Regions from separate parts of the Mus musculus genome. Here all the other regions are linked to region 3. The links are chromatin loops, found by intact Hi-C in ENCODE. Cell type or tissue: left cerebral cortex. All regions are shown on one strand. Each heading gives the region's core, and the rest is flanking DNA. Links, peaks and the distances in the headings are about the cores only.

Region 1 (10,197 bases), core at 1,347-9,346, 150 kb before region 3:
ACCAGATACTCAACAGGTGAAGGAAGAGTCTTGTCTTGGAGATGTCCCCAAACCCCTCATTTGCCGTGAGCCCTGGTGACAAGAAGCTCCAAGGTGAATAGCAACGACACATGATGATGGGGTGAGGAAGTTCCCCCTCAGAACGTCTGTCTTAGTCTGTTTGACACTAAAACAAAAGACCCCAAGATGAGTGGCTAAAAATAACTAAGTTATTTCTCATGGCCTCGGAGCCTGGGAGATCCAACCCTAACTCAGTGCAGGTGAGGGTCCCTTCCTGCCCTTCTTAATGTGCCTCCCAGCCCCAAGAGTGAGGGGTTCTGTCCTAAGGATGCAAGTCCCTCAGATCCTTGCCGGTTCCCAAAGGCTCTACCCGGCCCCATGGCGTGGAGAGCAGGGTTTCTACAAGGTTCTCCCACCCACAGAACCCTCTCTAGCTCCTTATCTCCGTTTATGTTTAGGGGTGCTCAGGCTAGGCAGGTCCGCAGTCTCTGAGCAGCAGGCACCCAGCTTTTCACTTAGTAAGCTTGAGTTCTCCATAAGAAATCCTAGAGGGGACATGAAGCTGGGCAAGCACAGTGCCCAGGAGGGGAAGGGCATGCACGAGGGCAACCACACTGGACTGAAGTCTCAACCATTCCTGGCAAGGGAAGGAAACACAGATCTGAGCCCTGTGCCAATCATCCCGACAAAAGACATTAGCAAACGATAGCCCATCGCCTGCTTTTTATGAATAAAGTCTTATTGGACCAGTAAGTTACAAACAATCTCTGGCAGCCGTTGTACTGTAAGGGTAGCACCATTTACTATTTATCTGAGCCTTTATGGTTTTCTAAGCCGGTGATTTAACCATACCGAGGATTCGGCTTCCTTAGCTATAAAGTTTGCCTACAAAGTTGTATATAACCTCTTATCTGTATAGAGTATAATATTTCTATAACAAACAAAAAAGCCCTGCAAAGACTGTTGAGATAGCTCACTTGGGAGGCTGCTTGCCCAGCATGCATGAGGACCATAGACCTAGCACTCCATAAACGGTGTGTGCTGGTACACACCTGTAATCCCAGCACTACTTAGGTAGCGGCAGAAAGATCAAAACTTCAAGGTAACCTGCAGTTACACAGCGGGTTTGGGACCAGTCTAGATAACCAGACAGTTTCTTAAATTACAAAAAAAAAGCACCTGGCAGAGATTGCGCAAAGTTTCTGCTGATTCTCAGGCTCCTCAGCAGGGCTACGTAAAGAGCGGGCGTTAACTCCCGGCATGGCATCTGCCTTGTGCACCTCTGTTCCCATGTCTGGCACCGACAAGCTGCACCCACCTGCCCTGCAGAAACAACTGCTAAGAGAATTCATAAATACAAACAGCGTAAAGTCATCTGAGTGAACACAGCCGATACAGGATGGGCGTGTGAGCGCAGGCCTGACTGAGTCAGCGCTTTGTGTTCAAGTGGCCTCCCTTACCGAAACACAAGCAGGAGTCTGTGAACAACTGGTTTTCCGGGGACAGCTGTTCTCAATGGCCAGTCCACACTGGGAAGCGCAAGGGGCAGGACCAGAATTGTTCCATACCCTTTGCTGAAGCAGAGTGCTGCCCTAGCTCCAGTAATCCATCTGACAAGAGGAACCAATCATATTTTAGGCTAATGCAGTTTCCTAGGCAACCAACAATATAGCCATAGAAACAGACTGAGATAGCAGAAAGAAACAGAGCTAGGGATGAGGCGCACTGGCCCATAATCTCCTGACTTGGATGTACCCCTCACCTGCAGAGTCATTCATACTTGATTAAAATCTGAAATCCTACCTATCAGCAACAGGGTACCCCCCAACCCAAGACCCCAATAGAAACGGGTTTTTGCACGACCCCTTACATGTCCAGGAGTTACAGGAAAGGTTTTGGAATGATACTGCCCTTCAGTGCCCGCAGAGAGCAAGTCTCTAAGACAGTGGAGGGCCAGAACCCTGTGGATCTGGGCAATGGGCCACGGAGCCAGGGTGCAGCTATCTAGGATTGAATGGCAGAAGAGATGACACTCACAAGAAGCCTTTGGGACTCAAGCTTGTACCCCACTCAATAGACAACTCTGCCGTTTATTCAGTGAGAGAGGGTGGAGGAGGGGAGGGATAACTACTAGATGTGCCCAGTAATAATATCCAAAGTAAAATATGCTTTCTGAAACTTATCGTCTGTAACCCATAATAAAACACTGTTATTTCAACCTTTTCCATCGGTTTATTTATTTGGGTGTATGCGTGAGCTTGTGCGTATGCACACAGCACGGAACACACGCGGAAGTCAGAGGGACAACTCTGAAGAGTCAGCCCTCTTCAGTGTGGAGGTTAAGCATCCAGCTCAAGTCACTGGGTTTGGGGGAAGCACCTTTCAGGCTGAGCCATTTTGCCAGCCCCTAAATCTCTATTTTCTATTTGTTTATCTTTAGTCTTTACCCTCCCGCTGCAGACAGTCATCCTTCCAGTCTCCCTGGCTCCTCCTCTGCCTCTGTGGATGTTCTGGGGACCACAATCCCATAGCTTCCCATGTTTGCAGACTGTTTTCTAGAATCCGCCAGCAGCCCGCCCTGTAAGAGAGCCGCTGCCCACTTTGTCTCGGGCTTCACTGGCTGCCATGGTTGGCTTGGTGGGGAAGTCCCTGGAACTTATGACAAAGTGCTTGCTGCTGCTTCTCTTAGAGAGTCACATCCCCAGGGGCTCCCTTGGAAAGAAGGATGGCTACAGGGCTCATCACAAACCTTGCTCATTCCCAGTGAGAAGTACTTTAGGGTGGGCTCTCTCTCTCCTCACACCCTTTCTGCCGTTTGGAAGTGATTATGGCTTCTGTGAGAACTTCCTTCCCAGACAGGAAAGAAACAGCTAAGGCAGCAGCCAGTGGTTTCACAAAGCCCTGGCCTGAGAAGAGATACAATCGTCTCAGGGCTTCTCAAACTCTATCCCAAGCCACACAGGAATCTTTAATAAGCATGGTTAAAAAGGTGATTTGAATCTGAGTGGAGCCTCAGACCCTGCACTTCTGCCAGAGTCTGATGCTATAGTTAATGTGTCACCTCAGGGTTTTGAGGGGCTGGCTGCCTCAGATCTTCACCCTCTCCCTCAGTCCCCTCATCCCACAATCCCATGTGGCTTTAGCTTTCCCAGTCTTCCTCCTTCCTCACCTCACTGCTCTCTGAGAGGGACCAATCTGCTCACTGGGACTACACAAACCACTTACAGGCAGCCAGACTTGAAATCTAAGATAGAACCTTCAAACAAACAAAGCAGAGTGCTTCACAAACAAAAGTCCTTCGCTCGCTCGGTTTCCTCAGTTTCACCTTTATATATGGGCCTCTACAAATCCAGCTTTCACCCAAGAAATGTTCCCTCTAGATTCCTGCTGCCGTGGGCTGCAGCTGGCAGCAGGTGGGCGCCCCTGGCCTTCAACCTCGAACCCATGACATCGGCTTACAGCGGAAGCACTTCTCTGCCGCCACGCCTGCTATGTGTCTGTATCACTCGTGGGCACGAATACTCATATACACTACTATGAAAACACCACACCTGCTGGCACGTGGAAGAGCAGCTTTCTTAATGTAGTTTTCTTTTCTTTACTTTCCTTTCTTTCTTTTTTTTTTTTTTTTAACTTCAAGGTTGGGCAGAACACATCTGTAGGGGAAACACTTAGAGAAGGGGGTGCAAAGGCAAGCCATTAGAAACAACAGCCCTCAACAATTCCCCTTTCCACTTTTCTAAACTTTGGGGAACGGAGGATAGGATTTTTGTGAAGGCGCCTCATGTATCATCTTAAATTGTACTCTCAGACATTTCAGAAGCCTCAAGTGGTAAAACTGGATCAAGTGGAACAATGAAAAGGTTGGATGGGCAGCTGCCCTCTCAAGGTGGCCACGGGGCCTCTATCTTCTGTTGCCACTATCCCCCTGGGACAAACCCTTAAGGACTATTATCTAAAAGAACATGTTCCTACCAGAGTCTCTCCAGACTCAGCCCTCAGCTCCCAAGAACACAAGGCAGTAACTCAACCAGGATAGAAGACGGGGACCTTCGGGACCTGGGAACTTAATTTCCAATGGCTAATGTGCAAGTTTTCCCACCTAGGGTCACATTATCTTTTCTGGTCCCTCCGGTGCTTTGGTGTCAGATGTCACTGATTTCCAGTTCAGAGACTTTGAGAAAACAAACAAACAAAAGAGTCTGAAATTTTCTTTCCTCGAGTCCTATAAGGCAGTAGGATATTCCACACATCGAACAATACTGCACCTGAGTGGATAGGACAGCCTGGCCCTAGGTTCATACCATAAAAACTCCCAAACACAATACACCTCCATTGTAAGATACTGCGCTCTCAGGTTACGGGGATGAAGACACAGGTCGGATGCACACCTGCTCCTCAGAATGACTGGCTGTTCAAAAGGCAGAGCCTGGAAAACCATGCGGCTCAGCCCGGCATTACATCACCACATGAGTCCAGCGTGTCACTTAAGCCCAGCGAAGGGTGAAAGCCCCACACTCCCACACCTCTCATGGGGCCCAAACCCTACTCCAATACACAGACCAGGGCCTGCGAGCTTTAAAGTTACGTATCAAATACTCAAGAACGCACACTGCTCTGCCACCCCCCCACCCCGCAAGTCTCCAGAAATATTCTCCTCTTTGGAAAAGGGGAGAAGACATCCGAGGGAACTGGCAGAACCCACTTTCGACAGCAGCCTTTCTTGCTGAGTTGTGACCTGGCAGACAGACCTAGTCTATAAGCCCCATCCCTCCCGCGCCCCCAACAAGACTGGGTTTGTAATGGAGACTACCATAACAGAAAGAGCAACTGTAACAAACACTCCTCGGGAATAAAAAGCCACTTCTGAGCACATTAGCACTGTGGTTTGGAGAAAAGATCGGATTCCTGGATCGATGCATAGTCAGACTCTGCCTCAACCAATGACAAGGCTGTTTGGCTGTCTTTACTAATAATAGCAGGCGGCCTCGTCCTCGGTGTCAGCAGAAGAGAGTAGCCTGGTGATGCCTGGACTAGCCCGGCTGCACACGCACTCTGAGCTCCATGCCATCCATCTGTCCTGCCATGCAGGGAGCTAACCCAGCACTGTTTCCAGCATGTACAATACTCCTCCTAGGAGGAGGCCCTCTCTCCTTGATGCCTCCAGTTCCCTAGCAGGAAATACCAGTGGGGGCGGGGGTACAGAGGAAAAAGATGCTGATAGCGCAGAAGCCCCCACCATGCACCCTGCTGCTGAATAACCAAAACCGAATTCCAGAGGGCTATTTCTGCTCCAGAGGTATCCCAGGGCTGCAAGAAACTCGGTCCAGCTAAAACACAAAACACTACCAAGCAGCAGCCACCAGGTAAATCTTTGCAAGGCTTCCCGGGCCAGCCTAGGCTTCACGCTGCACCACATGGGGGAGAGAAGCACTAACAAAGCCGGGCAGCCTCTCCTCCCCACGGGGACTACAGGAGGCAGAGCACTGCACTTACATGGCCTCAGAAACCTCCAGGTTCAGGTCACTGGCTGGGGCTGGCTGCAGGGACTGCGACCCTCCCATCCTCGCTGAGCCCTGGCGTGCAGACTAGCCACGAGCAGGGCCAGCGTCCTGGTGCGGTTCCTCCAGCCCGGGGCGGGCCGGCCGGCGGCCGGGGCTGCTGCACTGCAGATGGGAGCAGCTGCTGGCATCCGTGGTGGCGGCGACTGGGAGCAGCGGCTCGAGGCCGGAGCCGGCCCGGGGGGCGAGCACCAAGGCAGTGTGCGCGTGCAAGTGCAGCTGGCGGGTGCGCGCCTAGGTGTGTGCGTGAGCGTGGCCGATACGCGTGGAGCTGCCCGAAAGGAGGCAGTGTGAGCCCAAGCACTGGCGAGGTCGGAAAGGATCTTCTCTTAAAGCCCCCGGTTCAGCCTCTGTGTTGGGACTTGATGATGTCACCACCACCAAGCGGCCTGACGCCTGCATCTTCACAAAGCTCCAACATCCTCCGGAAACTGCTGGGAGGGGGAGCGAAGACCCTCCCCTCTACTCACACACTAAGCCCAGCTTCCCAGCTTAGCCCAGACTGCTAGCTAGTACAGTGAGTCTTTTGAGAAGTAAATATATACTACTCAGCAGTACCTCTCTCTCTCTCTCTCTCTCTCTCTCTCTCTCTCACACACACACACACACACACACACACACATACACACACACACACACACACACACACACACACACACACACACACACCGCCCCAGAGAGCAGGGCAAGGTGGTCTATCAATTGACAAAGTTGGAAACAGGCCCCTGCTCTCTCACTCCCCCAGACTGTAGGAAGGCTACAGAACCAGAAAAACAGGCTGCAGTGGAAACTGAGGACCACACACCTGAACTTTCTCCAGACAGGAAGGCTGGGGAAGGACTAAAGTCTGTCCCAGAAGCATCGATCTGGCACAGTTCCTAGGCTTGCAGCCCACCAAGGCCAGGCTTCCAAGGATACCTTCATAGCTTAACAACTCTGCAGAGGTTGGGGCCAGCTGGAGAGAGAGCAGCACAGGGCCACCTTCAGGGACTGGGGCTGGATTCTGGTCTTTGGCCACCAGAAGAATTTTCTCTAAAGTCAAGCCCTATGCTATGCAAGCTGTGCTCCAGCGTCAGGGTCCTCCCTCATATACCAAGGATGTACAGGGGAATAATCCCCGATCCTAAACATAGGCAGGCTGGCATAGATGCTGGGGACACCCAGTGCCAGACCCCATTTCCCTGCTGGGGAGCAGCTCGGAAAGTCTCAGCAGTGGAGCTCTGGGCCTTCTCACTGGAGGCTACTTGAAAAGCATTCTATCTCCCTGTAAGTGCCTGTCACCCTAACACCCGACCACCACCTTACACATTCAATGCAATGGCTTTCTGAGCCCCGAACATTTACAGCTGGATTCAAACACCACTGCTTACAGGAAAGTGGAAAGACTCTTCTATGTTTTTACAATTCCTCAACTGGAATGACAGTTAGCTCATAAGAAGCATGTACATTATGGCCCCCCAAAAATAATAATATGAAGTAAAACCGACCGGTGCATACCATAAAATAAAATAAAGCTACGCAACACACTTTAAGATTCCTCCCGACGTACGTACTGACTGCCTTCTAAAAGTGTGGCTAAGGACGTCCGCACAGGCTGCACATCTAGAATTGCTACTTGCCTATAAGCTGCAGAGCCCGAGGGCCAGCTGACTTTCCTGGGCTCACATTTCTTCTCTGTGTCAAAAATACTACACCATCAAAATTGCTCCTCCAGATTGAGTGACACGAAATCTCCAGGAAGCACTGAGCTTTCTGTGTTTAAATAAAAACAGCAAACGATGCCGCCAGTCGTGTGGGGAAGGTAACCTTCAGCAGGGCAGCACACCTCCACGAAGGCCATCGTCACTCAAGGTCAGCACTACTGTCACCTGGTGCCAAGAACCCTGCAACTTATTTATTCAACCATAGGGAGGGGGAGGGGCTCTTTATTTAAAACAAAAACAGATCTTTTAGTTCTGTCTGCAGGTAGGGAGCCAAAAGAACCTTACATGTGTAGGAAAAGATCTTCATCAATGTTGATATGTAATCTTCCAAGGAAAGGGGCTCTCTCCCTGGGCACGTAGTATACAGAGTTCAGTTAGGTTACAACTAGGAAAAAATGGGAGAAATGAGAAGGAGGAGGGTCCTAGTTCCAGCCTGAACTAACCCCATTTTGCCCCTCACTGGCTCTATTCTGCCTCTTTAACTTTCTGCTTCGAGAATCTTCTACAAAGGCCCTGGACTGACAGATAAACATCTTCATGACAAAGGACCAACAGAGAGGACCTCTAAGCACTTGGGGCGAGGCTTGCAGGACATATCCCCCTCTCAAGGAGAAAACAGTCCATGATGGTGCAACTTTGTAAGGAACAGGGGCGAATTGCTTGGCGGGACCCAGACTGTCCCCCTCAAAGAGGGAGATGTATTAACTCATGGGACCCAGACAGTCCCCCTCAAGGGACAACAATGGCAGTAACACATTCAGAGCCCCAGGCAGAACTGAGACAAAGGCCTCCTGGCCTGACCAGGATCACAAGCTCTCAGTGAGGCAAACCCAGCCCTCTTCTTCTGCCCACTCCCTGCCCCCTTTTTTCCTCCTTATAAAATATCGGAGTTCCCAACAGCCCATTGAAGACAGACTTGGAGTCACCAAATCCTTTATCTGCTTTTTCCAACAGTCATATTCATTAACTCTGTCCTTCACCACACCTTATCTCTGACTGGTGTGCTCGGACTTCTAGATCTGATGACAGGGTCACAACCCGAACCTGTTTGGGTCGGTTTGCACAGGGCAGGCAGGGTCACAGGTCTGTCAAAATGTCTTTACCCTTGGTAAGTAGGAGGTTTCTGCCAAAAGTGAATGCTTTGAAATAGCACCAGAGTTCAAATCCTGATTGTCCCATCATTGGCTATATGCCCTTGAACCAAATGCCTAAGCACACAGCATGGAAGTACCAGCTGATCAAGAAAAATGGGCATGCTACTCCAGAAGGATATTGGGAAATGACGCTAAGTACAGCCCATGAACTCCTGGGACCAGGTCCTCCTTTCTAAGGACCATGTGACCTAAGTAGAATACCGTTACAATAATACAGTCATCAAGTGCTTATATTTAGAATCCTAACAACTGCGCAGTCACAATATAGTGACATAGTATGTAGTGGATAACATCACCTCACTGATATTAAAATTGTGCCCCCAAGTCATGGTAGAAACAGAGAGCCTGGGCACCTTTAAAGTTGATGACAACTGAACTTTTGCTGTGATTCCCTATTGAAGAATCACTCAGACCCTTAATTAATACTTTCTTTTTTAAAAAAAATATTTATTTATTTATTATATGTAAGTACACTGTAGCTTTACTTTAGACACCCCAAAAGAGGGCATCAGATCTTGTTACAGGTGGTTGTGAGCCACCATGTGGTTGCTGGGATTTGAACTCGGAACCTTCAGTGCTCTTAACCGCTGGGCCATCTCTCCAACCCTAATTAATACTCTCTGATGCTGACCAAATTACCCCACAGAAAATGCAAAGCTGAAGAAAGTGGGGGAAGGAAAGGGTTGTGTGAAGGCCAAGTGCCTCTTGAAATTCCTGTAGAATCCCTAGTCCTTAGAGTTATTAGTCTTTTTTTTTTTTTTTTTTTTTTTTTTTTTTTTTTTTTTTTTGAGACAGGGTTTCTCTGTGTAGCCCTGGCTGTCCTGGAATTCACTCTGTAGGCCAGGTTGGCCTCAAACTTAGAAATCCACCTGCCTTTTGGCTCCCAAGTGCTGGGATTAAAGGCATGTGCCACCACTGCCTGGCAAGTTCTTAGTCTTTTCAGGTGCCTTCAGTTGTGTGGTGAGGCCACACAGGTGGTGGCTCTCAACACCCTACTTTCCCCACCCTCACATGCTGGCTCTTCCTCCCATCCATCCCACCCTCTCTTTTGGGCCAGACTACATCCTGACCTCCCTCTCTAGACACACACCAATGGTGCCCACCACTTTCAAACACAACTCTGATAAGACCCTGACCTCAAACAGCCCTTCTGGGTCTTTAAGCCCCATACACATACACAGTCTGAGTCCCTGAGAGTAGACCAAAGCCACGTGGGTAGGCTCCAAGCCTGACAAAGCCCTGTAGCCACAAGGCGAGCCCTGTGATCCAGGCTCCACAGCCCACAGGGGAACAAAGGTCTGGGAACAAAGGTTAAGGGCTAGGGAGATGGCTTGGTGGTCCTTCTACACATGCAGAAGTCTGGGATTTGGTAACTCTAGTTCCAGGGACATCTGGTGCTCGCTTCTGGCCACTTTGGGCTCTTGCATACATGTGGTACCCACAGACTTGTGCGGACTCACACACATACATATAAATAAATAAATTATACATGTATGAACGTATGCACACACATACACATGTGCGCGCGTGTGCACACACACAATTTTGTTTGTTTTCAAGACAGAGTTTCTCTGTATAGCCTTGGCTGTCCTAGAACTTGCTTTGTAGATCAAGCTGGCCTCAAATTCAGAGATATGCGTGCTTCTATCTACCAAGTGCTGGGATTAAAGGTATGCAGCAAGACACCCAAAGTAGTTTTGTTTGTTTTTTTGTTTTTTTTAAAGATATATACATTTATCATGTATACAGCATTCTGCCTGCATGTATGCCTGCAGACCA
Region 2 (10,197 bases), core at 1,210-9,209, 370 kb before region 3:
TGTGTGGTTAGGTTAGCTGGGGTTGGGGTGGGGGGTTCACATGCATAATTAAGGTTTCTATTGAGTTTAATGTTGAGTCCATCAAAAAGGAGAGTAGTCAGGTCTGGCCTGCTCTGGTCAGGAGAGCCCTTTAAAACAGAAAGGCCAAGCTGAGCATAGAGTTCAGTGGTTGAACATTTGTTAGGCCCTGGACTCTATCATCAACAAACACAAAACACAGGCATAGGCACACAGACACAGAGACAGACAGACAGACAGACACACACACACACACTACCTTGAGCTTACACAGGTTTTCCTGCTGGCCTTGAAGAAGCAGGCATGTATCACTCTAAGCAGTTTATCTTTTCTCATGACCAAGGAAATGAACTTGACCACAGTCCTGTACACCTGTTAGGCACACTGCTCAACACCCATGACCTCATCTGTCAATCATCTATGCCCAATAGTGGAGCAGGCTGCCTTTAGGGACAGCCACCTTGCCTGTCAGCCTGGGTCATTGACTTTCCTAGGACCTTGCCTACTTTAAGAACTCAGAATATTTTAAGGTAACTTATTAATACCATCTGACCCACAAGTGCAACACATATATATCATACACAGACAAAGGCAAAAAGTTAGTCTTCTTACTATTGAAATTTTGTAATCTTACTAAATGGGGTAGAATAATTCAAGATTTCATTGTACTCACTGTAGGGTTGTATTATATTAAGCTATAAATAATTGAGATTATTTTATCATTTTTTACATAATAAAATGCCAATCCCTGGTCATGTCTAGCTTGACTTATTTTCTCCGGCCAATGAAGCATTAACTTGATGGCATGTGTCACTTCTGAGCAGTTTTGAAGTTGACTGGAATACTTTTCCTTCTCCCATGGCTTCTAGACATTTCTCAGACAGAGGCTGCTCAATTTGCTTAGGCCCCAGGATGAACATGACAACAGGAGCATCAGTGACTCTCGATGGACATCTAACAGTCAATGAGACTGTGGGGGGTTGAATGGCAGTGTTTCCCACAGGTTCAGATGTTTCAATACTGGCCTCCAGTTGATGACGTAGTTGGGGAGGTATCATGTGACCAAACTTTTCCTAGAAGACTCAGCACATTTCTACTCATCCCAGCAAGGGAGCTAAAGACAAACCAAAGTATGGGCACCACCAAAATCCAACGTGGTGAGTTTTATGGAGGTTGCTCACAGAAATATGGGTAAGGGTTTACTTAACAGGAGCAGAAATTACTTCAAACACAGCTGTGTCATCAAAGCCCACCCCAGCATAAGTCAGAGAGCTCAGAAAGCTGGGAGTCTGGAGCACACTACACAGGCAGGCAGCTCAACAGGTTTGCACGTGTCCTTTCCAAGAGGCTCAGTTGGTTTAAACCTCTTCCACCCAGCTCAGATAGTGTCTGCTTCTTAGGGGCAGCTGTCTAATCTAGTGTCAAGAGTCTTTTTTTGCAGCTTGTCTTTGTAGTTTTTATTGCTTACTTTGTCAGAAAGGACAACTAGTCGGTTTCAGGGACTTCCTGAAGCTCTTTTGAGTTGCTTACTTTCCTGTTTAAGGAACTGTTTTTGCAGGATGGGATGTTTCAACCTTGGAGGAAAATGTTGCACAGCAGAGGTGACAGGAGCTAACCTTGCCAGAGGAAGTTTGGGCATGGGGGTTCAGGTTTCAAGCCACTCCCATTCTCAGTCCTCCCACTTCTTGCTTGTAGTCCAAGATGTGTCTTTAGCGTCCTGCTCCCAACATTATGCTTTCCTATCACTGTCATGTCTTCCTGTCATGAGGGACTGTCCCGACAGAACTACTAACCCAAATAAACGCCTCCTTTTATCATCTGCCCTGGTCATAGTGTCTTAGCACAGCAACAGAGAAGTAGCTGAAGACTGGCCAGCTCGAGTGTGGTGAGCATGGCTCTGGCAGGCCGTGTGCCCTTTCTCCCCCATTCCCTCTGCCTTGCTAAGAACTATTAGATTGCATTCCTAAAGCTGGCCTATCCCCTTATTTGGCCACTTCTTCCTCAAGCGCCAGCTATCAAACTAAGTCCAGTCCAGTAATCAAAAGCTCCCTTTGGCCCACCTAATTAACATGTCAAATTAAAATTAAATGCCCATCCTAACATGGGGCTGCCCCCTGAACCTTTATAGACTATGTCTGGACTATGGACTATGGACTATGTCTGTCTCCTCTTTATCTAGAAATAGTCCTTTGATGCTGTCCCCAAACCCCAGGACAAATAACCCTCTTCCTTGTCCTCTTTCCCTTCTCCCACACCCTCCATCTCCTGTCTTTGTCTCTTATTCACCACCTTTTGTCCCTCTGGGGCAAATGTACTTTGTGCTGAGAATTTGGCCATGGGGGTCCTGAGCTGATAAGCCATCTCTTAAAGTAACTAATAGAAAACCTCTGCTACAACTCTCCAAGGCCCATTCCTGTAATATAGCCTAGCATAATCTTTCAATATCTATCTTGGTCTACCCTGTGACTTTTATGTCTGTCTCTCTTACTCCTTATTCCCTGGGACCCACGGAAATTTCCTGCCCAGGAGAAGCCCTTGAATGCTGAGTGGATTTAATCAAGAATATTGTTCTGCTGGAAAGAAACTGACTGAGCATAGCCATAGACACTGTGCCCTGCTCATTAAGGCCTGTCCTAGTTTTAAGCTTAAGGACAAGAATCAATCATGAGCCAAGCTGTATTAGGTCAGGAAAAAAAATCCCCAAACAATTAGGGCTCCATGAAAGCTGGCTTGGAACTGCTTCCAAAATCCGAATAGAACCCAATGTTCAGCATATGAATTCTGGCTCCTCTTCCTGGGGGCCTGTCACCCTCATCAGGACAATGGCACAAAGCAAAACAACAGAACTGGGAGCTGCAGTGAAGTCATGTTGGTCTGCATGGACCATGAAACAGAGTGATGGAAAGCTATCAGAGGTGTATGCAGGGGATCGACAATGTGATGTGAGTGAGTGTGTGTGTGTGTGTGTGTGTGTGTGTGTGTTGTTTGGTTTTTGAAACAGAGTCTCACTCTGTAGCTCTGATCAGCCTGGGTAGATTGCCTGGCCTAGAATCCACTGAGATTCTAGATCTGCCTGTCTCTGGCCCCCAGCACTGGAAATAAAGGTGAGCACCACCATTCCTGGTTTAAATATTGAAATATATATATACTACGTCATGGAGCTGAACTACAGCTCAGCAGTAAAGAGAAGCCACATGGCAGCACACAGACAACTGTTAACTTCAGTTCCAGGGGACCAGACACCATCTTCTCCTCTCCCTAGGCACCAGGCACTCATGTAATGCACTTACTTCTGTCTCCATGCGTCTAAATCTAGGACCATGACTATAATCAACTTGGAGAGGAAAGGGTCTATTTGGCTTCCATACCCCAACTCCCAGCCCACTGAGAGAGGCCAAGGCATGAACCTGGAGATGGAGACTGAAGTACAGGCCATGGAGGACCGCTGCTTCCTGGCTCCCCATAGTTTGTTCAGCCTGCTTTCTTATAGAACCCACCTACCCAAGGGTGTACCACCCACAGTGCCACCTACCAACAGTAATCACTAATCAGTTGTCTTGCTTACAAATAATCTGAGGGAGGCATTTTCTCAACTTCTCGTTCCTCTTGCCTTCTGTCAAGCTGACCTTTCTCAATTCCAAATTTGCTTATCCGATTGGCTGCTAGCCATTTCTCCCCTTAGATATCTAACAAGTATCTGAAACATAACATGTTCAGCCCTGAGATTGTACATGTCTACCTGCAGAGCCCCTACCTCAGTCATAGCTCCTCTGTACTTCTAGTTGCTTGGGCCAACAAACAGGCTGTTCCCCCTTTACTCCTGGTGCCTTACCTTCTATCACCCACCACATGTGACCCACTGGAAAAATCTCCCACCTTCAAAATATAAACAGGTAAGTGGAAGACTGAGAAGAAAGAATGAGAAACAGGAGGAACTGAAGGGACTCTCTAGCCAGCCCAAGCATGGCAGACATGGCTCTGGGAAGCCTTGATCCTCTTTCCCATTCCCCCTGCCTTGCTAGAAACCTGTTACTACATTCCTAAAGCTATACCCCCAAGATCTATTCCCTTATGTGGCCACTTCTTCCTCCTGAGACCGACTACCAAGGATGAGCTATCAAAGCATTGAAGTCCAGCAATCAAAAGCCTCCTTTGGCTCACCTAATTAACATGCCCAATTAAAATTAAATGCCTCATCCTAACATGGGGTTTCCCCTTGTACCTTTATAAAGCACCATTTTCCTATATGCCACATCTGTCTCCTATCCAGAGGCAGTCCTTTGGTGCCCCACTCCCATCCCTGCACCATGATAAAAATCCTTTTCCCACCTCCCCCACCCCCATCCCTTGTCACCCCTTTACCCTTATCCTCTACCTCCTGTCTTTTGTCTTTTGTCCCCTGCCCTTTGTCCCTCTTTGTGCTGAGAACTTGATCTGGGTGCGTCCTCAGTGACAGCAGTCCCTACAGGAACCAAAATTATGAGCTAGATATACATGATGGTTACTGTGCACAGATGTTCCTGGGACCAAAGGCTCCCATTGGAAATAAATGTGATGGTTAACTTTGATTTGTCAACTAGACAAAATGTTGAGTCATCTGAAAAGGGGTCACAATGAGGGACTGCCTGTAGGCATATCCATATTGGTTGTCTTGACTATGTTAACTGAAGTTGGAAGATCTGTCCACTCTGGGTGGTGCTATTCCCTGGGTAGAGTATACTGGATTGTATAGTGCTAGCATCTGGATGCTATCACATCTGCAATCAAGAGCAGAGAGCTCTTGGTTGCAGATGTGATTTGTCTGTTCTGTTGCTTCAAGTTCCTGCTGTCTTGACTTTCAACAGTGATAGACTGTAACCTGGAAATGTGAGCTCAATACACCTTGTCTCCCTTACACTAATTTGTCAGGGTGTTTTATCATGGTGCAGAAAAACACATTAGGACAGTGAATGAGGGGTGGGAGGATTTAACTGGGGCAAGCTCCTGGGTCATGGAAAGTCCCTTCACATTCTTTCCCTTCCTTACCTCTCCCTCTGAAAAAAACTAGGGCAAGGAGAGATTTGTGTATCATAGCTTGGGAGCCTTGAACCTTGAAGATAATGACTTTATTCTCAATCCCTTTTTGAGCCATCAAAACTACAAATCGCCGGGCGTGGTGGCGCACACCTTTGATCCCAGCACTCAGGAGGCAGAGGCAGGTGGATTTCTGAGTTCAAGGCCAGCCTGGTCTACAAAGTGAGTTCCAGGACAGCCAGGGCTATACAGAGAAACCCTGTCTCGAAAAAAAAAAAAAAAACCAAAACCAAAACAAAAAACTGCAAATCAATTTACTCACTCCTTATCATGTATCCACAAGTTCTTCAGGGGTTTTCTAGAAATCCTCTTTGCCACACTGCTTCTTACTATACCATCATTCTTTGACCATCTCGGCCTCTAGGTGGGTAGTTTTCCACACTAGATTTTATCATGTTTAACTTTCTATAACACTGGGCAAATTCCATTATCTCCTTGGGTCTGTAGCACATGGAAAAATAATCCGATCCCAACCCCAAGAGGTTAAAAGGCAAACGCCCCACTGGTCACATATGTAAAATTATTGCCTATCTACTCTCTAAAGCTAGGTCCCAAGCCTGATCAGCCATCAAGATGGCTCAGTGGGTAAGCACTGCCACTAAGCACTAGCCTAGTTCATGGTTACAATTCTACACTATGTCTTTATGTGGGATTACTGGAAAAACTGAGTGAAGGGCATACAACATGTCCTATAGTCTATCTTTTGATAAGATAGCATCTTGCTACAGACATCCCAGCTTCTCTAGATTATTTCTTATGAATGTGAGGCTACAGTTACCTCTACAAAAGTTATTATTTGGGAAAGGTGATTTAACATTTCTATGAATTTCAAAGCTATCCTATGCTGCTACGTATCTTCTCTCCTTCCTGTGAAGTAGATGTCAGATTACGTTAAATGTAGCAACCAATACCAGAAGGTGGCACTGTTATCACACGAACAGTAAGTTACTCCTTTTAATGTCCGTACAGTGGACCACTGGGATTTCACCAATTAACATTATAAACACTAACCAGGTCAGCAATATTTTTCAGTTCAAGTCATTTAAACATTTTTATGTCTATCATTTTTGTGTGTCTGTGTACATGTACATGGGCATGGACACACACACATGAACACTTGTGGAAGACAGGACTTCAGTAGTAGCTGAGAGCTTATATCTGATCCAAAGGCAACAGGGAGGGGTGGGCATGGTGTGGGCTTCACCCCCAGTGACAGAACTCCTCCAACAAGGCCACACCTCCTAATCTTTCCAGTTCACCAGCAGACTAAGCATACAAATACGGGAGCCTAAGGAGGCATTCTCATTCAAGTTAGAGTTACAGGTGGGTGTTGGGAACTGAACTCAGGTCCTCTGCATAATCTTAACTGCTGAGTTCTCCAGTCCCCCCACCCCCCAAGCAATAGCATATAAGAAGTCATTATATTAGTCATTTCTTACCTGTTACCTTTTCAATATTCTATCACCCTCACTCTTCTGTTGAAACCCTGGCTGTCCTGGAACTCACTCTGTAGACCAGACTGGCCTCATCTCAGAAATCCACCTGCCTCTGCCTCCTGAGCGCTGGGATTAAAGGCATGTGCCACCACGCTGAAACCCTTCTTATATTCTCTTTTACTTTCATGACTTTTTGTGTGACCCGCTGAGTTTAACTATACAAAGGCTGCTTCCATGTGTATTGGTGGGATGACATTTACTGGATCATAGTCAATTTTTCAGTCGGTATACCACTGAAGAAACACACACGCACGCACGCACACACGCATGCACGCACACACGCACACAGCTACTCTCCCATCCATAAGGAACTGCTGACAGGCCCAATTGTGCATTGCATTTCAGAGGTATGGTCAGGAAGATGGGGAAATAAAGCAGGATTTGACAATGAACTAGACACAAGGAACAAAAGGAGACATCTAAAATCACTGCTGGTGTCTTTGGAAATTCTAAAACTTCAGGTGACTAAATTGAATATAATTCAATCGAATTATAAACGTATGCCAATATATTTTCTATTAGTGGCCCGGTCCTCGGCTCAGCGGATAAGTGTTTACTCTGGGCAGGCAGCAGGCACTGGGCTGGGCTCTAGACACACAGGTCACAACAGCCCATTACCATTAGGAAGACTTCAGAAGGCAGGCTCTGGAGCACTTGTTTGGGGGCTGACTGCACATCTCAGCCCCGCCCACTCCTCCCCACAGGTGTAGGCAGCATGGGATCTCCGTCAGCCTGACCGGTAAGCTGGGGCTCCATGCAGCTCGATGACTCCAACATGCTTCACAGGCAACTCCCACATCTAATTTTCAGAATATGTTTTTGTTTAAGTAAAAAGAGCAAGCTTTCTGAACACACATTTTCTTTGTACAATTTCATAGGAAGCTGTCTTAAGAATTCACGGATCTGCTGGGCCTGCTGGTATACACTTTTACAATTCTAGCACCCGGGAAGCAGAGGCAGGAGGATCTCTGTGAGTTCAATGCCAACACAGTTTCCATACTGAGTCTCAGCCAAGACTACAAAGTGATACCATGTCTCAAAAACAACAACAAAAAAAAAAAAAATAGCAACATCAAACCCCAAGAATTCAAGGATCTGAAACTTTTTAAAATTATTTTTATTTTTTGGCTTTTCAAGACAGAGTTTCTCTGTTTTAACCCTGGCTGTCCTGGAAATGAAATCTGTTTACTGAAAGGTAAGTAAATGAACTAACCAAAAATGTTTTTTACCAGTTCTACTGATTTGTTCACATGAACACTGAACCAAATAAAAGGGGACGTGAGTGAAAATGAACTCTGGGCAGTTTATTCTCAAGTCATTACAGTGTTCCACCGACTGGACATACAGAGACAGCAGGGTAACAGTAAACATTAGGAGGCACATTCCTGTTCTGAAAGGAGATACATTATACACACAGGGAAAATACAGCAGATAACACGGTATTAACTAACGTAACTGCTGACACTTCGGATAGGATATATTTACAAGAAAATATGCTTTAAAATACTTAAATAATTTCCACAAGCTTACAAAAGAATTGAGATAAATATTAGGAGATCCTGATAATCACAAGGACATATTCCTATGCATTTGAATAAATGTAAGTCTAGAAAAAGTCCCAAAATAGAGCTAATATTTTGCCACCATGAAATATATCAAATTACCGATACCAAAATATGATAAAATGAACGCGCACTGTGGAGGCTGCACCAAAGCAAACAGCGCCAGGCTCATCAATACTGCCAGAGTCTGTACAAGGGTCCCTACGCTTGTGCATTAACAAGGAACTTGTAAGAGAGCCTGGGTGATGAATACGGCAGCAGAGGGGTGATAACTGCCTAGCCACCTTGTTGTCCTATGGTTTTCTGATGCAGGTGCACAAGAGAAAACTACATAGAACTCTAACATATTAGCTTATGAATACAAAAGGTGAGTGGTACGTTCTTGTGCTGGGCAACTAAAGAGCACATTTTAACTCTAGACCACTGTAGCAAATCTTCCGTCCTCTAACAAGTAGTCTTAGAACATAAAAAGGCAGAACACTAACACCATGACTCCACAACACAAGTCTGAGACTGGAAATACCACAGAGCAGCAGCCTGGGAGAAAGGAAACACCTAAGATGTCACCACAAAACAGTACTCGCTCAAACCAGTCTATCACTCAACACCGGAAACCGGGTTCTTCAGAGAGGCGCTTCTGTTTATAATATCCCCACTGTTCAATGCATACTCAGATCTGGTTTTCAAGACATAAATATTGCACAGGTAGTTGACCACCAACATTCTGGTGTCTCTGATATAAAAATGCTATCTCATTTAACCTATCAAACTACGCTACTGAAATTAGTTTTCCCGGACATTTAAAGCCAATCATGTAGGACTTTGGGGTACAATCCTAAGTGAGATGAGAAGACACAGGCACTTGAGTATAGGTTACTACTGATGACAAGGGAGGGGCCACAACAAGGTCGTGACTAAGGGCCGTTTTGACTTAGCATGTGAACTGAGGTCTTCCACCGATTCAAATTCAGAAGTAAGATCTATTTACAAAACTTTGATTTAAAAAAAGAAATCAGTTCTTCCCAAAATTTATGACCAAATAATTTTTACTGAAATAAAACACTGAGCTTTTTAAAACAAGTGTCTCAGGCTGCAAGTTGGTGACATAACCCTATAATTTGGGAGGCAACTGAGGCAGAAGGATCACAAGTTCAAGGGCAGCCTGGTTTACAGAGAGAATTCAAGGACAGCCATAGCTACATAGAAAAATCCAATCTCCAAAATAAAAATAAAGATAAAAAAAGTCCCCTCCCCAGAGAAATAACAATTTTAGCTATAGCTGACCTCCAGTCTCCCCACTTCTGCTTGCCCTGTTCCACTGCCACCTACACCAATCATCTAGTCAAATCTATGCAAAAATTTCCACTCACCTGGACAGCCAGAATATCATAAATGGTTAGAATTCTAAACAGTCCACATTGCAGTATAAATTCTGCAGCACCACAGACCTCATGAGATTAGAAATTTTCATCTGGGAATGGCCCACTTGATAATTTTAGCTGATAAGAATGTGTAAATATTGAATATTTCAAAGGGAGTCATATTAGCAGGTTTAAATGACCAAGATAATAAGAAATTTTAATGTTTTAAATTGTTATTTAAAATTTCAAAGTCACTTAAGAAAAAAAAAAACACACACACATTTTCACCACCCAAACATATAAAGCTTCAAACAGTCACTATGGACACAGCTTTTCTCCTTCCTTTCTTAAAGAATTATGTTGACTAGGCCACTCCCTAAATCCTTGGTTTGCCAACTTAGAGTCCACCCACAAGGCAGTATGACATATGCACTGAGATCATTCACCCTCTATCATCTTTGGCGAGAAGCCTCACGGAAGGACACTGAGGGTGAGTGGCGCAGGCAGCCCACGAGAGCCTCCTCACACATCGCTGACTGGCAGGCTGGCGTCATCTAAGTCCACTGGCTCGCCATCTTCTCCCTGAGGGCCGTTTTTACTCTGAGGTCTGAGCAAAGCCTGTTCAGTCACTTTGGAAGCTGGCTCTCTTGGAGAGACAGTCTGGACCTTGAAGTTCCCTGGCTTGAC
Region 3 (10,197 bases), core at 889-8,888:
CTTGTTCTTAGGTGATTCTTTTGCCTCAGCCTACCACCCCTAGATGCTAAGAAAAAAAAAAGAGCTTGTAGTAACGGGCTGCTCCTCCTCTTGAATCCCATAAAAGGAGGCTCCGAACATTAACCTGAACTTCTATACCCTCTCAAGGAGGACACTAGGTTAGAGTGTATTTCTGACCTGTAGTAACCCTTTGGTTTTGAATAGTTTCTTTGCTACTCTGCCTTTATTTCAATTCCCAGATCCCGGAAGCACATGGTCCAGACCCTGACCAGCAGTGACAGATCCTGATTTATAAAGGACCTCATGGCCATCTCTTGTCCACTCCAACTCCTAAATATTTACAGAAAACAACAACAAAACAAACAAAACAAAAACCTAAGCAGATCACTTGTCAAAGAGGTCCAGGGCATACCACAGTGACACAAGGACCATTTTGAGCTGCGGAGGTCTGAGGCTCAGCAGGTTCAGAGGGGGGTGTTTACTGAACCCCCACCGTATGCCTGAAAGCAGCCCTCCAAGGAACAAATTGATCTGTTTTCAATTCTCTCTACCAGGCTTCCATCAACAAGGGGAGACTGACTCTTAGCCTAAGAGTAGAGATCTGTCAGCACTACACCCAGACGGTACCACATCCAGATGGACAGACAGGCCAGGACTAACTCTTAGCTCTTAGAGATCTCCTTAAGGTCCTTTTAATTTTACCTTTTTTTTCAAAGACAGAGTTCAGCTGGAATAACTACTTTCTAGCTAATTAAAAAAAAGTTGGGGGCTGGAGATATGGCTCAGTGGTTAAGAGCACTGATTGCTCTTTCAGAGGTCCTGAGTTCAATCCCCAGCAACCACATGGTGGCTCACAGCCATCTGTAATGGGATCTGATGCCCTCTTCTGGTGTGCCTGAAGACAGCTACAGTGTACTCATATGTATTAAATAAATAAATATATTTTTTTAAATCTAAAACTCTGTCCCATAAAGGGATCAAAAGATGAAAGCGTTTGTTTAAACCAAATCAAACCAAACTGATCTAAGCAAGCAAGCAAGCAAGCAAGCAAGCAAGCAAGCAAACAGTCAAGACTCTCCTTATGCAGCCCTGGCTGGCCTAGAATTCAGAGATCCACCCACCTCCATCCCATGGGTGCTGGGATTAAAGGTATACCACCACACCTAACAACTAAAGGACACTTTTTACATTGTTTAGTTTCCTTGGAGACAGGGTCTTTTTTTGTCTTTGGCTGGCCTAGAACCCATTTATAACCATATCCTTGAATTTATGATCCTCCTGCCTCTACCTCCTCAGTACTGGGCTTACAGGCGTGCACCGGCAATACCTGGTTTTATGCAATGCTGGGGTTGAAGTTAGGGCTTCCTGCTCGGTAAGCACTCTACCAATTTAGTCATAGGTCTGATCCAGCACAGAAGTATTTTATGGTTGGGGGTCATCACAACATGAGAGCCTGTATCAAGGGGTCGTAGCTTTAGGAAAGTTGAGACCCACTGCTCTAAGCAATGTCTTAGAATGAGGCCTCCTTTAAGTTCTTTATAAAAATTCATTTTCAACTAAACATTCTATTGATAGTCAACTCAACAACCAAATTAAGGGGTAAAAATAAAGAAAATTTTCTTTCAATTTATTTATTTGGTCTTTTCAAGACAGAGATTCTCTATTATGCAGCCCTAGCTGTCGTGGGTGTTCTAGGCATGTAGATCAGGCTGGCACAGACAGAGATCCACCTGCCTCTTCCTCCTGAGTGCTGGCATTAGGGGCAAGCACCACTATGGCTCACACAAAGGCATTTTTCTCGACTCTTAAAACTGCTGGGATCCAGGAATCGCCTCACAAACCACAGAAACACTGATCTCAGACAGGGAGAGTTTATTGAGCATGCACCTCAGGACTTGTTGACCAGGGCCATGGTTCAGATTTGGGAACTGAACCATGACCCTGAGTTAAGATCCTACAGGGTTTTTAAGCCCCAAATCCACAAACATCTGTGCCAAGTTACTTCACCGGTGGATCAAGATCTAGGGTTACGGGGTTTCCTTGGGAATGTGTCTTTGTTGTACATTTATTCTGTTCCCATTGGTTGGGGGTACTCAACAATGGCAGGGGCCTTGCCTTGTCTGATATTCGTGTCTTAGCTTGTCTACCGGGATGGGTAGTGTGGCCCTTTGCTTCTTTGCCTTCTGTGCCAGCAGCTGCCCTTACAGACCTGCTTTCTGGTCTGTGTTCAGGTCTGCTGCTGGCAGCACCTGCCTCTTGTGCTTGTGTTTAGAAGGGGGCTCCTCAACCCAACACAGGCATAGGACAGGATTTTGGAGCTAGATCACTGTGCCACCCGGATGCTATTTGAATTGTCCTTGGTACAAGGTAAACAGTACAATGTTAAATGCTTTCACAGTGGTGGCTTAAGTGGTACTATGGGGAAGGAGATGGGATCACTGGGATGTATCAGGTGTTAGAGATGTAAAAAAAAAAAAAAAAAAAAAAGGTGGCCACAAGATGGGGAGAAGGATGAGAAGCTAAGAGCCTCACATAGCAGGGATTGCTACGGATGGGAGGATTAGGTGAACAAGGAAGTGCACTGATGATATTAGAAACCAGACTTCTCACTGCTGAGGAGGAATTTATAAATATAAAACCAGAATGTATCAGTCAGAGCTCTCTAGAGACACAGAACCAACACTACTTACATAGACATGAATGAGGAGTTTTGTTATCTGCCTGGCCTCACGCAGTCAGGGAAGCCAAGAAACCCCTCGACCAACATGTGGTCTGGAGAGTGAGTGTGATCTGGGTCTGAGAGCTGATGGAGCAGGGCTGCTGGTGGGGTGCCTCCTAGTCCAAGGTCCAGGGTATGAGAATGGGTGATAAGGAAGACAGGGCAGTACTGGTCTGCAACCTAGAACCAGGAGTCCAGTGTCTGAGGGCAGAAATAGATGCCCTTGCTGAAAGAGAAAGATAGAAGGTTCTTTTTGTCTCTGCCCTTTTCTTCCATTTGATTAGACCATCGTGAATCGGATGGTGCCCAGCCAGGTTTCTGAGGGCAGAGCTTCTCAAGGAATCTGAAAACCACCCCAGATTCACCTACAAATAACATTTTTGCCAGCGTTCTGGGCATCCCTTATCAAAGTTAATCATGTAAATAAATATAAACTCATCACCACAGAGTGGAGAAAAGCCCCCTGGACTTCAACATCGGACTCTGATCGGACATCGGACACTGCTATAAGCTTGCGTTTTATTTGTTAAAGAGATTTGCTATGTGTGCGCATGTATGCCTGGTGATGCTACATGCATCACGTATGTGCAGGAGTCCAAAGAGGGTGTCGAATCTTCTAGAACTGTTGTTCTAGACAGCTGGGAGCCACTATGTGGATACGGAGGACTGATGCCAGGTCCTCTGTAAGAGCAGTAAGTGCTCTTAACTGCTGAACCATTTCTTCTCAGTAGTCTACATTAATACAGAGAATAGTATTTCATCAATCACATTCACCCCTTCTTCCCCACACACTCTTCTGTGATGTCAATGCAAATTAGTGTTTTAAATTAACCCAGCAACATAAAATATGAAGAGATGCACTTATATACGTGTAAGGGTGTCTATGCATAGCTTCCTAGTTCTTTTTTCTTTGGAGGCTCTAGAAGCAATGATATCTCAGTAGCAGTGAGCTCACTAGGCTTTGGATCTTGGTCTCAAAATCCTCTCAGCCTTTGTGAGGTAGTTAGATTCACGAGGATCAGGAACTCAATATTAGCTTCAGCTACAGGGTCAGTTTGAGGCCAGCCTGGGTTACATGAAATCCTATGTGAGAGGGAGGGATGGAAGAAGGAGAAGTGTGTGTGTCAGAGGGTAGATTACCTCAGGATTCCTAAGGTGGCATAAAAACTGGTACATGGGCGGGCGGTGGTGGCACATGCCTTTAATCCCAGCACTTGGGAGGCAGAGGCAGGCAGATTTCTGAGTTTGAGGACAGCCTGGTCTACAAAGTGAGTTCCAGGACAGCCAGGGCTACACAGAGAAACCTTGTCTCAAAAAACAAACAAACAAAAAACAACAACCAAACTTGTACACGGCAGTGTGGATCCATAATCCTAGTGCGTTGGAAGTGAAGACAGGAAAATGCCTAGATCTTGCTGGCTATTTAAGTCCTGTCAAAAAGACGAGTTCCAGGTTCAGCTAGAGATGCCTTATGGTAAAGAACGTGGAGAGTGGGCTGGAGAGATGGTTTAGAGGTTAAGAGCACTAGTTCTCATAGGAGTAGGGTTCCATCGCCGTTATCCACAGGGCAGCTCACAAACCCTTCTTAACTCCGGTTCCAGAGGAGGTGTGCACGTCCTATTTTGACATCTGAGGGCACTGCATACATTTCGTCCACAGTGTGCACGCAAATAAAGGATGTATATACACACACAACAAATCTAAAAAATGTGGAACTGAAAGAGGAAGACCCCTGAAGCCAACCTGCCGTTTGTACCCGCAGATGCACACTTGTGCATGCGTATCTATGTACAGTGCACACACACACAATTACATGGAATGATATGTATACATGTATCTTTGAAACCACATTGCATATAATTATCTTCCTCAGACCTGTTATAGGGTATCTGTTGTTAGAGAATCAGCTGTGAACCTGCCGTGTGGTGGTGCAGATATTTAGAAGGAGGCTTAACAGTTTACTATGGTACAGTCAAGGAACCCTGTTTTGTTTGTTGTATCCTCCCCAAGGCCAGAGGAGCCAAAGAGACAATGGGAAGATGCATGACTAAGTGGGGTGGGCATTAGGATCAGAGATCTAAAGTCCTAAGACTCTTGCTTGCAGGGTGGAGTAACTAAGAACCAATGCGAGGCACAGACACAGCCAACGCCGCCGCGACCTCCGGGCCACAGGTGTCGCTGTGTGCTCACGCGCCAGCCGGGGAGCTGCGTTGCTCCTGGAGCCGGCGCTCGAGCCCAGCCGGGGGTTTCAGTTTCTGGCGCGAACTTCCGCCGCTCCGAAGTTGCAAGGCGAATTGGCGCGATGTCTGGCGACAGCAGCGGCCGCCGGTCTGAGGGCCGGGGCCGGGGCCGCGACCCGCACCGGGATCGCACCCGCTCCCGGTCCCGCTCGCGGTCCCCGCTGGCCCGCCGCGGCGCCGCGCCGGAGCGCAGGGAGGCAGCGGAGCGTCCGAGCTTGGAGGACTCCGATCTGTCTGATTCTGGGGACGAGCTGATGGACCCGGCCTGCTTGGAGGCCGAGTACGACCAGGGCCTGTGCCGCCAGATCCGCCATCAGTACCGCGCTCTCATCAACTCTGTCCAACGTAAGGTGGCGCTTTGTGGCTGCGCGGGCCGGTGGCGTTCCATGGCTGGGGAGGGCGGTGGAGGTGCAGGCGCTGGCCGGTCTGCGCAGGCTCGCGGCAGCGCGCTTTCGCTTGTTTACGAAGTGCAGCCTACGCGACCTTGGCGGCGGCCGCGCAGGTGCTGTGTGGCCGGCTGGAAAAGCGGGAGACCAGACCTGGTGGTGACTTGAGCTCAGCTAGCCAGTAGGGAAGACAAGCACACACCACCAGATTTTTGTTCAATCTAGCTTGCTCCTCGTGGGCGCCTGAGCTATGGAGTCCCTTGGGATTGCTAAAATGCACATTTCCCTGCCCAGCTCGGATACACTGAATCAGAAATGCTGTACAGGCCCAAGCGTTTGTTGTGTGGCTCTCCAGATGAGCCTGTTGCTTGAGAAGTTGACAATCCTTTCTTAATCGAGCCCTTGTATTGGGAAGCCGAAGAGTCATCCCTTTGCACATTTGGGGAGCAAGTGTTTCCTGTCAAGAGTTCAAGTTTTGAGGGCTGGGGAGATGGGCAGATGCTTCTCTTGCGACCTTAATTAGATTCCCCAGAACCCTCTAAAGTGTCTCCTAAAAGTAGTTCTGTAAACTTGTATCCTCAGCCGAGGGGAAGCAGAGACCCTGGGTCTCTTTGGCCAGCTCACCTAGCCTTCTTGGCTAGTTCTATAGATAGATAGATAGATAGATAGTTCTATAGATAGATAGATAGATAGATAGATAGATAGATAGATAGATACCCTGTCTCAAAAGGCAAAGGTGATGGTGCGCTGAGGGAAGGACATCAAAGGTTGACCCCAGGCCTTCTGCACACACAGACGTTCAATTTGCTTGGAACAGTAGTAACATTGTCTCTTTCTGTAAAAGATAAAGCCTTTTTCTGTTAAAGAGATAAAGCCACTCTAATCATTACCCAGGCTGTAGGAGTGGAAGGAACTGTAAGTTGCTACTTATTAGTGAAGGATGTGCCCAGTTCCCTAAGCTTGTATTCTTTTAAATAGAAAACCGGGAAGACATACTGAATGCTGGTGACAAACTAACAGAGGTCCTGGAAGAAGCTAACACTCTGTTTAATGAAGGTAATTCATGATTTTAAATCTGTTATTGCAGCTTATACTCACTGGGTTACTTTTATAGAAGCCAATTATTGTTGTTCCATAATTCCCATTTACTAGTGCACAGGCCCAGAGCCTTTTCCGTTTTAGCAACAATACTGTGCACTTACCACTTGGTACAGTGTATGCTTTAGGGTTCTTCGAAGATTTCTAGAAGTCAGGAAGGAGTTGTACAGTCTGTTTTAAGAAGCCTCTTCCATGAGCTGGGCAGTGGTGGTACACACCCTTTAATCTCAGCACTGGGGGGTGGGGGAGGGGCAGAGGCAGGTCTCTGAGTTCAAGGCCAGCCTGGTCTGCAACTGTCTGTTCCTGTGCATCTACAGCTACACACAGAAACCCTGTCTCAAAAACAAACAAACAAACAAACTAGCTGGGCGTGGTGGCACACGCCTTTAATCCCAGCACTCCGGAGGCAGAGGCAGGCAGATTTCTGAGTTCAAGGCCAGCCTGGTCTACAAAGTGAGTTCCAGGACAGCCAGGGCTACACAGAGAAACCCTGTCTCGAAAATAACAACAACAAAAAAGACTAACAAAAAAGAAGCCGTGATTCTTTTGCTGGCTTGAATTTGAAAGTTTCACTTGTATGTTCTGTTAAGCAGATAGATGAACTAGAGAAGAGTGCAGCCAGCTTCAGAGATCCTCTTTTCTTTTCCTTCCTTGGTCTCCCCTCCTTTAGCTATTGATCCACCTATAACCTAATGGAGGTGCCTCATCTACAGGCACACCTCTTGTGTGTGGTTGGGGACAGTGGGGAAGAACTTTCCGTGTTGAAATCTGGCTCCTGGGAGTTTTCTATTTGTTTGAAGTTGTGTGTCCATGTGGGTTTGTGCACATGAATACAGTTATCTGTGGTGGCCAGAAGAGGATATGGGATTCTTCTCAGAGCTGGAGTACACGGAGGGTGTGAGTTGTCTGACAAGGGTGTTGGGAACCCAACCCAGAGGCCTCTTGGAAGAGCAGTACTCTGTATTAACTGCTGGTCCCTCTTCCCCAGCCGCATGGGGGCTTAAAACCACAATATTAGTTTGAATTAAAAGCAGCAGCAGTTGGTTGTAGTGGTGACCGCTTTGGCTGGTATCCAATGAGCAAGGTGGGTGTACTTCCTGATGGGAGACCAGGACAGCTACACAGACCATGTTTCTCTTTGGGCCTCTCTCACTGCTTTAGGAACAGAAAGGGGCAACTGCAGTGATAAGGAGAGAAACCAGGGATGCCCTGTTCCCTGCTAGCCACAGTTCCTCATGATCTTTCGGACAGTTTGCTTCTAGTTATCTAGGATGCCTGGTTGTTTGCGTTGTCACAGTGTTTAGTGAGTGTTGTCCTTCAGTCTTTCCTGCTCTGGCCATGGCCTCCTTACAGTTCACCTTTTTGGTCTGGAACATACACTAAATCACTTCCAGAACTTGAAGGATTGTGGCTCCTCTTCCACTTTTCCACTGTCAAGCTTTTTCTTCCATCATAGCCTGGACCCACGGTCTCATTTGTGATTGGCTCATTTACACCCCTATTATCAACCGTCCATCTTACTGACTTCTTCCATGTTACCTCCCTCAGTAGAAGGCAAAATTATTCACTCAGCTGGGCTCTCAAGAGTTATTCCATGCCGGGGTGCATACCTTTAATCCCAGCACTCGGGAGGCAGAGGCAGGCGGATTTCTGAGTTCGAGGCCAGCCTAGTCTACAGAGTGAGTTCCAGGACAGCCAGGACTACACAGAGAAACCCTGTCTCAAAAAAACAACAACAAAAAAACCCCAGAGTTATCCTGCTTGGCATTCATGGGTATGGGTGTCACACCTGTTTTAATTCTATAGGGAACTTGCTCTCGTCCAGACAGATCTACACTTTTCTTGTAGTAGCCTATGTAGCTGTTGGGCAAAGGAGGGGGTGTTGTAGACAAGAGCCCAGCAGCCAGTGTCTGCTTTCCCTTTCTTTCTCTGTGACTTCTGCAGTGACTCTCGGAATGATTAAAATCTTCCCTTCTGGAGAGAGAAAAATGATGGCTAAGAACAAAAGCCAGAGCCAATAAGTTTCCTAGCTGTGTGTTTTCTGTTTTTGTGCCAATGCTTCAGGAAATCAGTTGGCTCAAATGAAAGTGGCCTTGAGGGGCATGCCGTGCACAGGCATTTTTTTTTTTTTTTTTTTTTCTCGAGACAGGGTTTCTCTGTATATTCTTGGCTGTCCTGGAACTCACTCTGTAGACCAGGCTGGCCTCGAACTCAGAAATCCGCCTGCCTCTGCCTCCCAAGTGCAGGGATTAAAGGCGTGCGCCACCACGCCCGGTCAGGCATTTCTTTTTGAATTTGTTTGGCTTGCCTTATATTACAGTCTTCCTTGACTGCTATTTCAGATTCTCTGTGACCCATAGGACAGGGGCTGTAAAACCCAGCTCCGCTAGCTCAGCCTGTCCTTCAGTTAACCCTTCTTCCTCTACAGACTTTGTATCATCTCTCCCTACCTGTAGTGGCCATTCCCTGGGAGTTACAGCAGCCCAGGTGAGAATGGTGATCAGCATGTGGGAGTCAGAGAGACAGGTGTTATGTATCACCAAGTCTTTGTTATACTGGGGTTATTAAGAGACTATGGGTTCGGTCCCGGCTGAAGAGATGGTTCACTGGTTAAAAGCACCTCTTGCTCTTGTAGAAAACCTGGGTTTGATTCCCAGCACCCACAACTCCAGTTCCAGGGGATATGTTGACCTCTTCTGATCTCCGTGGGCTTCAGGTTCACACATGCCCTGTTTACGTTTACATACATGCAGGAAAACACTCATACACATAAAATAAATCTAAAAGAAAAAAAAAGGAGATACTGGTTCAGTGACCAGGAATATGAAAGCTAGAGAGTGAGCTCTAAGACTGGTGAGCGGTGGGGGAGGTTTTGGTGTGGTGGGGAGGGAACCTGTTATCAATGTCTATGGGTCCATTTCCAGCCTCCTGGGGATTGTTTTGGCTTAGTGGAAAGATCCTAAGAAGTACTTGAAAATTTAGGGGGGGGGGGCGTACCTGTGGGTTACATGGGTTTCTTAACATGTATTTCTTGTTCTACAGTGTCACGAGCAAGAGAGGCAGTTCTGGATGCCCAGTTTCTTGTTCTGGCTTCAGACTTGGGCAAAGAGAAAGCCAAACAGCTGCGCTCTGACCTGAGCTCGTTTGATATGTTAAGATATGTTGAAACTCTAGTAAGTTTAAAGCTACAGAATTTTAATTAAATGCTTCTTTAAAATGTCTTATTATATAATTCTCTACTTGCCCATATCAGTTTGCTGATGATTTTCACTTTATCTCCTCTTATTTATTTATTTGGTCTTAGAGTGTTCTATGGAGGTCTTAGGACATTTACAGATTAAACAGATCTCTGCCTGGAACTCAGAGATCTGCCTGCCTCTGCCTTCTGAGTGCTGGAATTTAGGGCGGGAGCTTGGAGCAGTTTGAAACCTCTTAGTGTTCTCTTCTAAGACTCTGTATGTTCTGGTTATTAATAGTCATTTCCTCTCCTACTTCCTAAATGTTCTAGGTCATTCTAGGACATCTATCCTAGGCTGGACCAGAGCTCCCACTGTGGAGGTGAAGGTTGAGGGCAGGCAGCTCAGGGTAGAGGTCAGCTGTAAATGACCTTATATACAGACATATTCTGTCTTGGAAAATTTTTAGAATCATGCAAATAGGATGGGTGGTTTTGTATTGAATTTAGTTCACTCACCTTTGCCTCTTAGCAAATGTGAGTCATTGGTACCTGAAGTTTGGGTTTTGGGGGGGGGAT

What was found. Peaks named below come from ENCODE experiments on the same cell type or tissue, not always from the same donor. Only the 100,000 strongest peaks of a DNase experiment are listed, where the experiment ranks them.
Region 1: a loop joins it to region 3, with 2.2 times the contacts of the local background. A loop is called at or near these places in 3 of 42 quality-filtered maps.
Region 2: it touches region 3 in a loop (2.3-fold over the local background); 2 of 42 quality-filtered maps call a loop at or near these places.

The regions. Positions count from the first base shown.
Region 1 is chr7:130,688,287-130,698,483 of GRCm38, reverse strand. The region is part of intron 5 of Tacc2 (transforming, acidic coiled-coil containing protein 2); the gene reads right to left. Among named protein-coding and RNA genes, the nearest start is that of Gm34283, 27 kb to the left of the region's middle. In left cerebral cortex, for the core only: CTCF peaks have their summits at 4,453, 5,339, 5,593 and 5,841; DNase peaks (open chromatin) are centred at 1,595, 4,523, 5,187 and 5,818; H3K4me3 peaks cover 2,982 bases; H3K27ac peaks cover 1,929 bases.
Region 2 is chr7:130,910,982-130,921,178 of GRCm38, reverse strand. It overlaps Plekha1 (pleckstrin homology domain containing, family A (phosphoinositide binding specific) member 1), which reads right to left. Exons shown (of 13, transcript NM_001346515.1): 13 at 7,685-10,197. The coding sequence ends at 10,137. Among named protein-coding and RNA genes, the nearest start is that of Mir7061, 7.8 kb to the right of the region's middle. In left cerebral cortex, for the core only: a CTCF peak has its summit at 6,009 (motif pointing right); DNase peaks (open chromatin) are centred at 2,700, 6,029 and 7,357; H3K27ac peaks cover 1,721 bases.
Region 3 is chr7:130,542,099-130,552,295 of GRCm38, reverse strand. Nsmce4a (NSE4 homolog A, SMC5-SMC6 complex component) reads left to right here and starts at 4,915. Exons shown (of 11, transcript NM_001162855.1): 1 at 4,915-5,304; 2 at 6,324-6,401; 3 at 9,486-9,616. The coding sequence starts at 5,022. In left cerebral cortex, for the core only: a CTCF peak has its summit at 4,887; DNase peaks (open chromatin) are centred at 4,443, 4,906 and 5,376; H3K4me3 peaks cover 1,859 bases; H3K27ac peaks cover 1,094 bases.